4 separate regions of the Homo sapiens genome follow, and regions 2, 3 and 4 are each linked to region 1. The links are chromatin contacts, found by Hi-C or POLR2A ChIA-PET in ENCODE. All regions are on one chromosome and are shown on one strand. Each heading gives the region's core, a stretch centred on a gene start or an enhancer-like site at or near the end of the contact. The rest is flanking DNA. Distances are from core to core; before and after follow the strand shown. Region 1 holds the start of TMEM131 (transmembrane protein 131). Region 2 holds the start of KANSL3 (KAT8 regulatory NSL complex subunit 3). Region 3 overlaps TSGA10 (testis specific 10). Region 4 holds the start of REV1 (REV1 DNA directed polymerase).

The links. A loop is a pair of places that touch in the nucleus more often than their neighbours do. ChIA-PET counts read pairs that join two places held with the same protein, here RNA polymerase II (POLR2A). Pooled maps may share reads with other maps.
Region 2: a map of CD4-positive, alpha-beta T cell shows a loop between it and region 1 (9-fold over the local background). The contact joins the promoter of KANSL3 here to the promoter of TMEM131 in region 1. A Hi-C loop is called at or near these places in 2 of 168 maps with a recorded cell type or tissue (CD4-positive, alpha-beta T cell and CD4-positive, alpha-beta memory T cell) and 2 of 50 pooled maps.
Region 3: a map of naive thymus-derived CD4-positive, alpha-beta T cell shows a loop between it and region 1 (5-fold over the local background). The contact joins the enhancer-like site here to the promoter of TMEM131 in region 1. A Hi-C loop is called at or near these places in 1 of 168 maps with a recorded cell type or tissue (naive thymus-derived CD4-positive, alpha-beta T cell) and 2 of 50 pooled maps. POLR2A ChIA-PET finds 5 or more read pairs at or near these places in 1 of 52 experiments (Panc1).
Region 4: a loop to region 1 is called in a map of CD8-positive, alpha-beta T cell, with 20 times the contacts of the local background. The contact joins the promoter of REV1 here to the promoter of TMEM131 in region 1. A Hi-C loop is called at or near these places in 2 of 168 maps with a recorded cell type or tissue (CD8-positive, alpha-beta T cell and naive thymus-derived CD4-positive, alpha-beta T cell) and 12 of 50 pooled maps.

Annotation. Positions count from the first base shown.
Region 1 is chr2:97,994,626-97,997,388 of GRCh38, forward strand. TMEM131 (transmembrane protein 131) reads right to left here and starts at 1,323. Exons shown (of 41, transcript NM_015348.2): 1 at 851-1,323. The coding sequence starts at 1,037. RefSeq lists silencers at 613-1,172, 1,283-1,532 and enhancers at 1,069-1,582, 1,753-2,032.
Region 2 is chr2:96,636,937-96,639,876 of GRCh38, forward strand. KANSL3 (KAT8 regulatory NSL complex subunit 3) reads right to left here and starts at 1,376. Exons shown (of 21, transcript NM_001115016.3): 1 at 1,347-1,376; 2 at 1-249. The coding sequence starts at 199. RefSeq lists a silencer at 1,096-1,305.
Region 3 is chr2:99,064,781-99,067,627 of GRCh38, forward strand. TSGA10 (testis specific 10) reads right to left here. Exons shown (of 21, transcript NM_025244.4): 16 at 159-344. Among named protein-coding and RNA genes, the nearest start is that of C2orf15, 76 kb to the right of the region's middle. Within about 2 kb of position 1,416, at least 9 of the 41 ENCODE cell types and tissues checked have a DNase peak (open chromatin) inside an H3K27ac peak, as active enhancers do.
Region 4 is chr2:99,488,549-99,491,629 of GRCh38, forward strand. It overlaps REV1 (REV1 DNA directed polymerase), which reads right to left and starts at 1,469. Exons shown (of 23, transcript NM_016316.4): 1 at 1,269-1,469. RefSeq lists silencers at 944-1,023, 1,094-1,193, 1,304-1,973 and an enhancer at 1,407-2,292.

The DNA of each region.
Region 1 (2,763 bases), core at 73-2,572:
CAATTCTTCATGAAGGCTCTGTGACCATTCACATGTCCCTTGGCTCAAAAAGAGGTAGTGTAGATGAAATTACACTGATTTGGTCTTCAAGATTACAAAATAATTTTTGACCCTGTCCAAGTACCCGTTTTGCAGCAGTACAATACTAATGAGATTTTTAAAATAGGGGCCAGCCCTTAACTGTAAATTATAGATAAATGCTTGCAAGCTGGCAACTTCACGTTTATTTTTAAAGGCTTTCACATCAAAGATAAAGGCACCGAATCACGTATTTTAAAATAAGAAATGTAAACAGGCTTTCAACAGCTTACTAAAGAGTTAAATGGAATTGTATTTAGGTCTAATAATAAAGTTATCAATAACGCAGAGACACTAAAGGAGGAAGCTACAGGACCAAGATTTCCCCTCGAAGAAATGTCTGAACAAATTCAAAGTGAAATTTTTTAAGCTGTGTCTCGCTATTTTTACCACATTTTAAAGTAAGCTCTGTCTGCATGCAACCAACCGCAACCAAGAAAACAGAAGTGTCCTAAAATGTACCTATTCGCCGCAATAAAGCCAAAAAATATGCCCCTCCTACCTAGCGGGCCAAGTGGCAAGAACGTACGAGAAGTCAGGAAGTTTTGAAATGGCAGTGACAGGAGACGGGGGAAGGCACGGGAAGGAATCACGGAGAGCGAAGGCCACTCCGTGCGGCGGGCGCCGCGAGGTCCCGGCTCGGGACGGTACCCGACCGCCCAACTTTGCGCCGGAGCCCCGGCCGCGGCCCTTCCTCCCGGCCCAGCCCTCCCGGCCTCCGCGAGAGCGGGGTGACAGCCCCGCCGCAGGGACGCCGCCGGGGGACACCCACCTTCCTTCTCGGCCCGCGCCGCAGCCACTACGAGGGTCATCACCAGGTGCAGCGCGCCTAGGAGGCCGGCGGCCGCGCTCCGCGGGCCCCCGCTACGGGCGGCCGCAGGTTCCAGCCCGGCCCCGGCGGACGTGGAGACGGCGGCGGTGGTGGCTCCGGTTGCTCCTCCTCCCGCCCGCTTCCCCATCCCTGCCGGCCGGGGGCCGCCGCGCTCGAGGTCCGGCGCGGCCCTTCTCGGCGAGGCGGCGGCGGCGCGGAAGCCGTGGTCCGGGCTCTGGCCGCGGCGCCGGGAGCGACAACGGTTGCGAGCCCGGGGCTCGATCTCCGAGCGTGGGCCTGGGTCCGTGCGTGCGTGTGAGCGAGAGTGTCAGTCACGGTCTTTGCCTGGGCATCGCCTACAAGCAGTCGGAGCGGAGAGGCCGCGGGTCAGGCGCGGCGGGCGGCCATACTGGAAACGGGCACGGCCCGCGAGCCCTGAGCGCTGGCCTGCGAGGGGCGGGGCGCGGCTCTGGGCACCGCCCACGCTGTGCCGACACCTGGGCTGTCCGGCGGTCAGTCTGTCCGCCCCGGAGCCCCCTGGGCCCCACCTCCTCGTCCCGCTCTCGGAGGCCTGCGGCTTCACGGCCAGACAGAACCAGGACAGAACAACCCCAGCCCGTTACCGCTACCTGGCGCAGGAGAAGGAGGGAGGCAGGCCCAGGTCCAGCTGCCAGGACTTATGATGGCGGCTTCTGCTTCGCGGAGGCGGTGTCGGCAATCACGTGGAGACGGGGCGGCCTCGCCGCGCAGCCGCCGCGTTGCGTGGGCGGGGCAGGGGCGGAGTTGCGGGGCGCTAACCTCTTCTCCGGCGCCTGGGCAATCCTCCGTGCTCTGTCCTACAGTGGTAGAGCCTTCCAGGGGTGTGAGTGCGCATACAGACCGCGAGACGAGCGCGGAAGGTCCGTTCCAGTGACTCTTCCTGGTGGCACCCCCACCTCTCGACCGCTTTGACGTCGAGAATACCCCGGGCCTGACTCAGTTCTTGATGGTGCTTCCTTGAGGATGGTGGCCCGCTGAACTCATCCTTGGGTCTTCCAAATCATGGTACCCAGGAGGAGCTTGATGGAGTCCTCTTGCCTTGGCTTGTGCCCACATTGGCGCGGAACACCTCGTGTGCAGAAAGCGTCGGTGACTCTGGATGGAGAAGGCAGGGGCAAACAGACTGCTCTTTAGAATATCCAGTAGCCGGCTTCCTCTCTCGAGGAAGAATTCTTTTTTTTCTTTTCTTTATTTTTTAATTATTTATTTATTTTTGAGACAGGGTCTGGTTCTGCCGCCCAGGCTGGAGTGCAGTGGTGCGGTCTGGGACTACAGGCACCCGCCACCACGCCACGCCAATTTTTCTTTTTCTTTTAAGAAACGCTGTCTCACTATGTTGGCCGAGCAGGTCTCGAACTCCTGGGCTCAAGCAGTCCGCCTTCCTCGGCCTTCCAGAGTGCTGGGATCACAGGCGTGAGCCACTGTGCTGGGCCCGGAAAAATTCTTAAGACGTCTGTTACCTTCACGAGCCATCTCGCGCCTCTTAGATGCCCTTTTCATCTTAGGTTGAGCTTCTTGGTGCGCATGGCTGTTGTCTCCAAGACTTAATTTAAGCTCTTGGAGGGGGTCCTTCTTTACTCATCTTAGTAACTTCCTCCCAGCTTGTAGCCCAGAGACATTTTACTTTCCTTAGCTGTATTTGTTGAGTGAGTCGATATATGTGTAAGGCCAAGTCTGCCCACAGTACGTCTCAGAACAAGCTAGATAGGAAAATAAGGTTTCAGAAAGACAAAAGGAACTCCAGAATCTACTCTATGAAGTAGTCCCCTGTGTCAAGCAAGCACTTAAATTTATTCATAAATTAATATATATTTAAATATGACCTTAGCCTAATG
Region 2 (2,940 bases), core at 126-2,625, 1.4 Mb before region 1:
GCCGCCGGGGAGTGACAAAGAGCATGCGGGTGGGGCGGGCACTACTGGCATCTGGGTGGGCACTCCAAGGCTTGGCATAGCTATGATCCAGAAAAACCAGGTCCAGCTCCCGTTCATGCACTGAAAGCTGGAAGAGCAGCGAGGTGCCCATGCGTCGAGCTGAAGTCTGGAAGTCCCTCTCCCCACCCCGGTGGGCCATGTCAGTGGAGGGGCAGAAAGTCAGAGCATGGGTATCTGCATGCTAGTCACCTGCAGTGAAAAGTTTCAGTTTAGGTCAATTCCAATATCCTAAATTTCTCCCAATCTACACCATCTAACATGCTTACTTTTGTAACCTACTATCATTCCTATTGAGTATCCATTTCACGGCAGACCTCTGGTGGGGACGGTTCGTGGAATCCCACACCAACACCAAAAAAAAAGAAAAAAAAAACTATGGTGCCACGAGTTGTCCCATACTCAACCTCTAGCGAACTGAAATTACCTAACGGGAGAGCTCACCGACCCCAAGGTTCAGAAAGACCTCGCGTGGACAGACAGTAAACTTGCTTGGCCAGCACCACTTCCTAGGTGGGCAGGAAGGGTTTTGACAAACAGGAAATCACAAATATGAATTCGTTGAAAGCTAAGGATCTCTGTTGCTTCACACCATCCTCTAACGACAATGCGAAGGGAGCCGGGGCCGCAGCTAGAGCGTGGGCACCCCTAAAGGGCAGGGCAACGCCGGCCTCAAAAAAGCGAATCCCAGCTAGGGCTCCACTTCTTCAAGCCTCTCGTATTGTGCGAAACAAAAGTTCTGTTAAGTACTTCGTAATATTCCAGAGTTGTTTACATAAAAATGAAAACTGCCCCCCCAACAAAGCCTGTGACAAAATGATCCCCGTGGAAGCCCTTTCACCCTCACCCCCAGTGAGGCGTCCCTAGCAAACCGCCCAGGACCCCGGCTGCCCCGCAGGCGTTCCCGCCACTGAGCCTCCACACGGCCCATCTAGGAGACAGGGCTATGACTCGCATTTTACAGACGAAGTCGCCAGCTCGGGGAACTGAAGCGATTTGGCCAAGGTCATCCAGAGTTCGCGACGAGGAGGAGCCGCCTGGCCCCCGCCTCCCGCCTCCCGCTCCCTGGGGCAGGGCTCGGCGTCCGCGTCACGGAGGCCCAGACGCGGCCCCTGCCAGCCCGCCCCCGGCCCGACCCGCCCCGCCCGACCAGCACCGGCAGCCGGCCCTAGCCCGGGCCCCCGCATGCCCCGGGAGCCCTGAAGCCCTCGCCGAGACCCCCGGCCGTCCCAACCACGGCCGCGATCCCCACGGCCCGCCACTCCCCTCGAAGCCAACGCTGCTCTCACCCGCGGTCTTACGGCCGCGCGCTCGGCCACGGCCGGATCCCTAAGCGCGTGCGCGTTAACGCCTCCACGCCCCGGCGCTGCGGGCACCGAGTAAAACGCGGAAGCGGGTTACGGCCTGGGAAGGGAGAGGCGGTGAGCGGCAAAGCCCGGAACGGATGAAGCTCCGGCGCCTCTGTCCGGAAGAGGAGAGCCAAGAACACGCGAGCATGTCCGAAGCAGAAAGTCAACAACTAGGCTGGAGTTTCCCCCTCGCGCATATTCAGTAGGGAAAGCGAGGGCGGAGGACTAGGCTGGCTTCTACGGCCCCAGTTCTCGCCACCCCCACCGTGTTGGTCCTTTGTGCCCTCTGGGCGGTCGAGCACCCAACGGTCCACCTCCACCAGGGCAGCCACCTGAATTTACTCATTAAGAATTTACCTAATGTGGCTCACGCCTGTAATCCCAGCGCTTTGGGAGGCCTAGGCGGGAGGACCTCTTGAGCTCAGGAGTTTGAGATGAGCCTGGCCAATATGATGAGACCCCCGTATCTACAAAAAATTTTAGAAATTAGGTGTGTGTGATAGTGGTGTATGCCTGTAGTCCCAGCTACCCGGGAGGCTGAGGTGGGAGGATCACTTGAGTCTGGGAGGTCCAGGCTGCAATGAGCCATGGTTGCACCACTGCACTCCAGCCTGGACGACGGAGTGAGACTACGTCTCAAAAAAAAAAAAAAAGAATTTTGTTACTGACCCTAGATTGTTTTGTGTGGTTAACTTTCCTATGTGTTTTGTGTAGAGAGAGTAGATCCTCAAAATCAGGGACATTAACCTTTGTATCCTCCAGAGAACATACACCCAGAACATAGGTAATTGTTCAAATGTTGACTGATCAATAATTGGTTATTTGGTTGACTGACTGACAACATGACATCAAGAGACATGAGACAAGACAGCAAGAGACATGGTTCAAGATGATAAATCTCACCCGGGATCTGTGGCTCATGCCTATAATCCCAGTACTTTGGGAGGCCAAGGTGGGAAGATTGCTTGAGCCCAAGAGTTCAAGACTAGCCTGCACAAAACAGTGAGACTTCGTTTCTATTTAAAAAAAGAAATGGCCGGGTGCGGTGGCTCACGCCTGTAATCCCAGCACTTTGGGAGGCTGAGGAGGGTGGATCACGAGTTCAGGAGTACAAAACCAGCCTGGCCAACATAGCGAAATCCTGTCTCTACTAAAAATACAAAAATTAGCCAGGTGTGGTGGCGCATGCCTGTAATCCCGGCTACTCGGGAGGCTGAGGTGGGAGAATCTCTCAAACTCAGGAGGCAGAGGTTGCGGTGAGCCAAAATCGCGCCATTGCACTCCAGCCTGGGCGACACAGCAAGACTCTGTCTCAAAAAAAAAAAAAAGATAGGTACAGACATGCAAACACTCGAAACATTCAGAAAGCCACTCAAAGCTGTGTTCCACAAAGATGAGAGGGTAAACTGAGAAGACGGAAGGCATAGGATCGGGGAAGCAGGGTCTAACACAAGAAGCAGACGAGGAATTCTGAAGGTGATGGCAAAGAGTATCCCAGGACAATAGCTATGCTGCAGGACTGGGGACCACTAGT
Region 3 (2,847 bases), core at 166-2,665, 1.1 Mb after region 1:
GAAGAATCAAAGTATAAGGAGAATGGTTAGCATGCTACAATTCACAGTACATTTAAATAATTTACGTGTTTGTTCATACATTTAATTTATGGAAGGCCAAACAAAACTCTTTTAAATATGATGCAGGATGTATTATAAGCATATTTTTCCAAACTTACTTGCTCAACCTCTCTGTTGAGGGAATCTACTTTTTCTTTTAATCTGTTACCCTCTGCCTCAGCAGTGATAAGTTCCAGTTTGAGGGTATTGTTATCTGCCTCTGATTGACGGGCTTTATTTTCCCAGTTTTCAGCATCTTCATTGGCTTTTCGAAGTTGTTCCATCATTTGCCGGTTCTCAGATTCCTGAAAAGCAAACTTTAGCTATTACTTTAAAATGCTGAACATATGATAAAAATTAAACATTATTATCCAAGTCATTGGGAATTCACTTGCCATGAGAAGCGTTTATAATAGAACCCTGAGGAAATATATCTATACTCTTAGTTTAGAAAACAGGTCATCCTGTAATTAACAAAGACTGCAATCAGCATCTGCCCTGGCTCCTGAGTAACACTCAGTGAACACTAGTAAATAGTAAATTTAGGTAAATTACTCTTTTCTTCAAGACCTGAATGAATTTGTTCTTATATTTCCTTTTGTTTGAAGTCCTCCACAGCCTGCTTTTCCCATATGTCTGCTTACTGACTACTTGCTGGTCTGGATTCTGAGCCTCTGACCTTTCGTACTGGTGTATTCCCTTGTTCTTGACCAATTTACCGGGCTGTGCTGGCTACAGAGCTTCTGAGTACTTGCATATTTTAAATGTCAGCTTCTGATAATTTCCTGTCTGGTGTCTGCCTTTTATTCATAGCCCCAGCCTTAATTATCTTGATCATGAACTGTTCTATGATTATCTTTTACCTGCTAGTCTAGTAACTTTCCCTGCCAGTCTAGTAACTTTCCTGAAATTGCTCAGAAGTAAACTATCAAACCTATGCCAATAAACACTAGTTGTAAATATGCATTCATGTATAAATTGAGCATACAATAAGAACCAGATTTTTTGAACTTTCAAAATTCTATCATGAGCAGAGTAACTGAAGTAGGGTCTGATTTCTAGTAGGGAAATAAGGAGGGAAAAAAATTCAGCTCCACAAACAATATAATAGACCGAGTAATCATTATTAGGCTATTTAAAAAAATATTTTATTATGGTTTGGTGAATTCATTCTAAAAAATTAGTTGTAATTTTGGTAATTTTTTAAAAGGCACTAGATCTCTTTCTCTCCTGTTAATAAATAGTGCACGTCCCTATCAGAAATCCTGGGCTAAATAAAATGACCAAATTGCAATAAATAATGTCTAATACTCCTTTCAAATCAGATAAGCCATTTCCTGATTATGTTTACTGGTGGAAATTCAGCTAATATTGCCACCTTGTGGCCTCTAATGTGAAAGATCTTTGCCAAGTCTGTGTTAGTCAACAATATACTAAACTACCTTATTGGCTTTCAAGATTCAGATACTCCAACTGTGTCAGCAGGAACCTGATATGTGTTTTCCATGATTGTACTAACAATCATAGTTGTGTACAGAGTATGTACTTGGAGGGTGCTTGTACAATATACTTAAACGAATTGTATTCACATTGATCTTTACCCTCTTTAACTTTGTGCAGTACTTACTGTCTATGTCATTCACTTAAAACTGCCTTACAGCTTTGTGTTGCTAGGTGTGGATGTAAAGCCTCCCTGATAACACCTTGTATTTCTCTAAAGCAGGAACCATTTTTATATTAAATTTAGTTCTGTGACCAGGTAGTACATTATTCAAAGTGAAAAGGGATTCCGTAGAATGTCTCTCCTGTCCTCCAACCACCCAGTGCTCCCTCCTTCTTGGCAAGCAGAAAGCATATTTTACCCTTTTTCATATCCTCCCATAGAGGCCAGAGCAGTGTTGAGCATGAGAGGCAACACTATAAAGAAAATGAAACTGTTCTTTGGTATTCTCTATTTCCTGCTTTCAGGATCTCTTTACTTCTATATGGTGCCTCCCCTGTATCCACAGCTCCCTCTGGCCACCCACAAGTCTCACTGCAACACTCCGTAGGCCTCAGCTGGAATCCTTTGCATTTCTTGCCTAAATTATGGTTACAACCTCTTCTAACTGCTCTCTCCACTTCTGATTTTGTTACCCTTCTGGTTTATTCTTGACGTTTCCAAAATAAACTTCCTAAAAGGCAATCCTTAAATAACTTATATGTTTTAGTTCTAACAAAAGCTTCTGAAAATAGGGTTCAAAGAAGGTCTTTCTTACCTCTCCTTTATCATCCACTTGTACACACTACTCTACCTACAGGACCTACTTTTTCCCCTACACCTTTGCTCATGTTGTTCCCACTGCCTGGCAGTCATTCTGTTTCCTCTCCATTTTTCATCTCTGGCACTCCAGCACCTAGCACGCTGCATGAATGAGTGAATGAATGAAGTACTCCACACTTCTTGATGGTCTATCCCTATCAAAATGGATCCGTGGTTCATTCTCTCCGGGCCTGCATCCATCCAGTGTTATGCAATCTCATAAACAAATTCATACTAGGATGCTAAAATCCCCAGCACTTCGGAAGGCCGAGGTGGGAGGATCACTTGAGCCTAAGAAGCTTGATGTGTGATGTCTGAAAATATAATTCTAGAATCTAAAAGTTATAATCCCTAATGGTGGAATTTCAGGTAATGTTACTAACAGACAAGGGAGATAAAGGGAAGTGTTTAACACTGGCTGAAAGCTTACTATGTTAAATGTTGCTCTGGGGTGAGTGCAGTGGCTCATGCCTGTAATCCCAGCACTTTGGGAGGCCGAGACAGGT
Region 4 (3,081 bases), core at 219-2,718, 1.5 Mb after region 1:
AGAGAGCCTTGTATACTGGAGAATGATTCCTGGAAGAGGAACTTTAGGTGAGCTCTTAAGTGTCCAGTACAGGAAGGCAGGGAACAATACGCAGCACTGGTCCCTGCACGGGCAAACCCAAGAATATGTGTGAAAGGTTGGTGGACAGATAGATGGTTCCCACAGGCTGATTTGCTACATACAGAACTCCATAGAAAGAACCAAGGTTATGGTTGGTCCTACCCTACCTAAACAGGAAATGGCTTATTCTCGGAGACTAAAGTGCCAAGTCCGGAAAGACCAGACAGATACACAGAATTACAGACTGTTACATAAAGTCCTTAATAGTTACAAGCCCTTGTTGTGCTATGTGCTAGTCTGCATTATTTTCACCTAAATGAAACCATTTCTACTTAGTACATGGCGTGAGAAGACGTGGAGATAAAGAGAATTAGCAGACGTATATTATCTGCAATTTATCTTACGGAGGAGTACATTAAGGAGTGTTATGTGAGATTATTTCTTTACAAACTGAGAATAGGTAGGAAGAGCAGCGAAACACAGCGCGGCTCGGTGCGCCCAGAGCGGCGTCACTGTAACAGTACAGAAGTGGGCAAGGGGCTCTCGGAAGGACAGTTGGGGAACGGCGCCCAGCGTATTTAGCGAACGGACAAGCAGCAAGGAAAAACAAGGGAGCAACAACCGCCTTCGGACATTCCGACCGGTTCTGGGATGCACCGGGGACGTCGAAGGCGGGGTGCGGAAAAACGCTGTGGCTGGAGTGCGGGTGGGAGCGGCGGCTCGACCGGGTCGACATTCTACAAACGCTTGTGGAACGAACGCCCGAACGCGCGCGTGAATGAATGGCGCGGAACTGAATGGCCGGCCGAGGCGCCGGCGCAGGAGGAAGGAGTTTGCGGCGCGGTCTGACCGGGCCGGCGGGATGCGGCCGGGCGCGGAGGGAAGGGCCGCTGCGCCAGGGGTCGGCGCGGGGCGGCCCATGGGGCTGGCGGCGGCGCGGGGCCGGCCGCGCCATGACGGAAGGGAAGGGGAGGGGAGGTCACACATTACATAACCCGGCGGCTGCGAGCGTCAGGGGAAGGCGCCGTGGACAGCCCAGGCCGCGACAGGACGGCCGCGGGCCGGGGCCGGGGCGACGCACCCCTCCCCCGCGCCACCTCAGGCCGACCGCGCTCTGGCCGCTGCCGGGCGGGTCTGCGGCGCCTCCGGGCGACGCGTGTCCGATCCCGCCCCTCCCCCACCCCGCCGCCGGCCCGGGGGTCGCTCACCTTCCGCGTTGCCCCAGACCACCATGCCCGGGCCCGGCGGCCTTCTCCGGCCTTGCGGACCCCGGCCCCGCCGCCGCCAGTGCCCTCGCCAGGGACCAGGGAGGAGGGCCGGGGGAAGGCAGCCCCACCGCTGAGCAGCGCCGCGGTCCACGCTCCCCCACGCTCGCGGCAACCAACCCCGCGCGCGCTCCGCGGTGGCTCTCCGCCCCTCCCCCTCCGGTTAGCGCGCGCGCCGCAGCCACGCCCCCTAGCGTTCCGCGCGCGCTCCCCGGCCCCGCTCGCGCTCACAGCCGCGCGGCGCACGCGCTCTGCTCCCCCCGGCCCGGGGCGACCCCAGCCTCGGGCGTAGCACCGCGGCGCCCGGCGTCGGCCTCCGTGTTCCTCCCCTCCCCGGCCCCGCCCTGTTGTTCTGCAGCCGCCCGCAAGGGGCAGCGCCTGGGCGGCACGTGACCGTCTCGCTAGCTGGGCGGAGGGGAGCGCAGCGCGGGCCCGCCCACGCACTGCGCCGCCTGCCCGCCCGTCCTGCTCCGGTCACCCCCGCGCTTCGTTGACCGGGTCGCGGCTCTTCGGTTGCCATTCGGACAGCGCGCCGCTCCGTGCACAGCGAGTCCCCGCGCCTGCCCCGCCTTGGGGCTCCCCAGTGGGGAAGGACACAAGTGCAGACACTGACCGGGCTTCAAACCCCGGTACTGTGTGAAGATGCGCCAGACGCCCGGGTTCCCTCCTTAAGCAATTGATTTACAGTGACATCTAGTGGAGAAAGGGACACACATGAACTGACATTTTCCTATGTCCAGAGCAACCGAGAACCACGGCCCACTCAGGTTCGCGGGAAGGAGCACTGCGCCACGGCGTTTTCGGGATTCGTGGCCTGCTCCCGCAGGGCACAGACACTATCTTCTGTCCTTTGAGTGCCCGGGCAGCATTGCGCCTGAGTATTTGTAAACGGAGGGCCGGTATCCCATCCCATGTACAGCGCTGGAGTTACCCGAGAAAGCAGTTTTCTATGAATATAAAAATAATATCCTATATTATGTATGCGTAAGTACAATTCTAATTGAGGGCCTTCTAGCAGAAAACAATCCGTCCATAAGGACCACTTTCTCCCTCTTGGCAGGGTCGCTTTGAAGACTCCACATTGTTACATAATAGTCTTTATTGTTGTAATGCACAAACATGAAGATACTTTTTTCCCACTCATTCCCTTGCCTAAAATGCTTCAGAGTTTGCAGGTACTTAGGAAACAATCAGTATTCTTTTGAAAACTGATTTGCAGAGTTGGAACTTGTTTACTAGCAACACAGAGAATACTCAAATAGCTCATTTCTTTCCCTTTCAGTTTTTTGCCATTTTATAGACTTCTATAAATGCACTTCAACTTCAGTATTCTCGTCGCTAATCCAACGAATTTAGATTGCATACTTTTCAAAGACGTCATAATTTAAAACAAATTGCGTAATTGCTTTCTTTTCTTTTCTTTTCTTTTGAGACGAAGTTTTGCTCTTTTGCCCAGGCTGGAGTGCAATGGCGCGATCTCGGCTCACTGCAACCTCCGCCTCCCAGGTTCAAGTGATTCTCCCACCTCAGCCTCCCGAGTAGCTGGGATTACAGGCATGCGCCACCATGCCCGGCTAATTTTTGTATTTTTAGTAGAGAGGGGGTTTCACCATGTTGGCCAGGCTGGTCTGGAAGTCCTGACCTCAGGTAATCCACCAGCCTTGGCATCCTAAAGTGCTAGGATTATAGGCGTGAGCCACCGTGCCTGCCCATAATTTTAACAGACTCACGACCAGTTGCCGACTGCAACACCAGG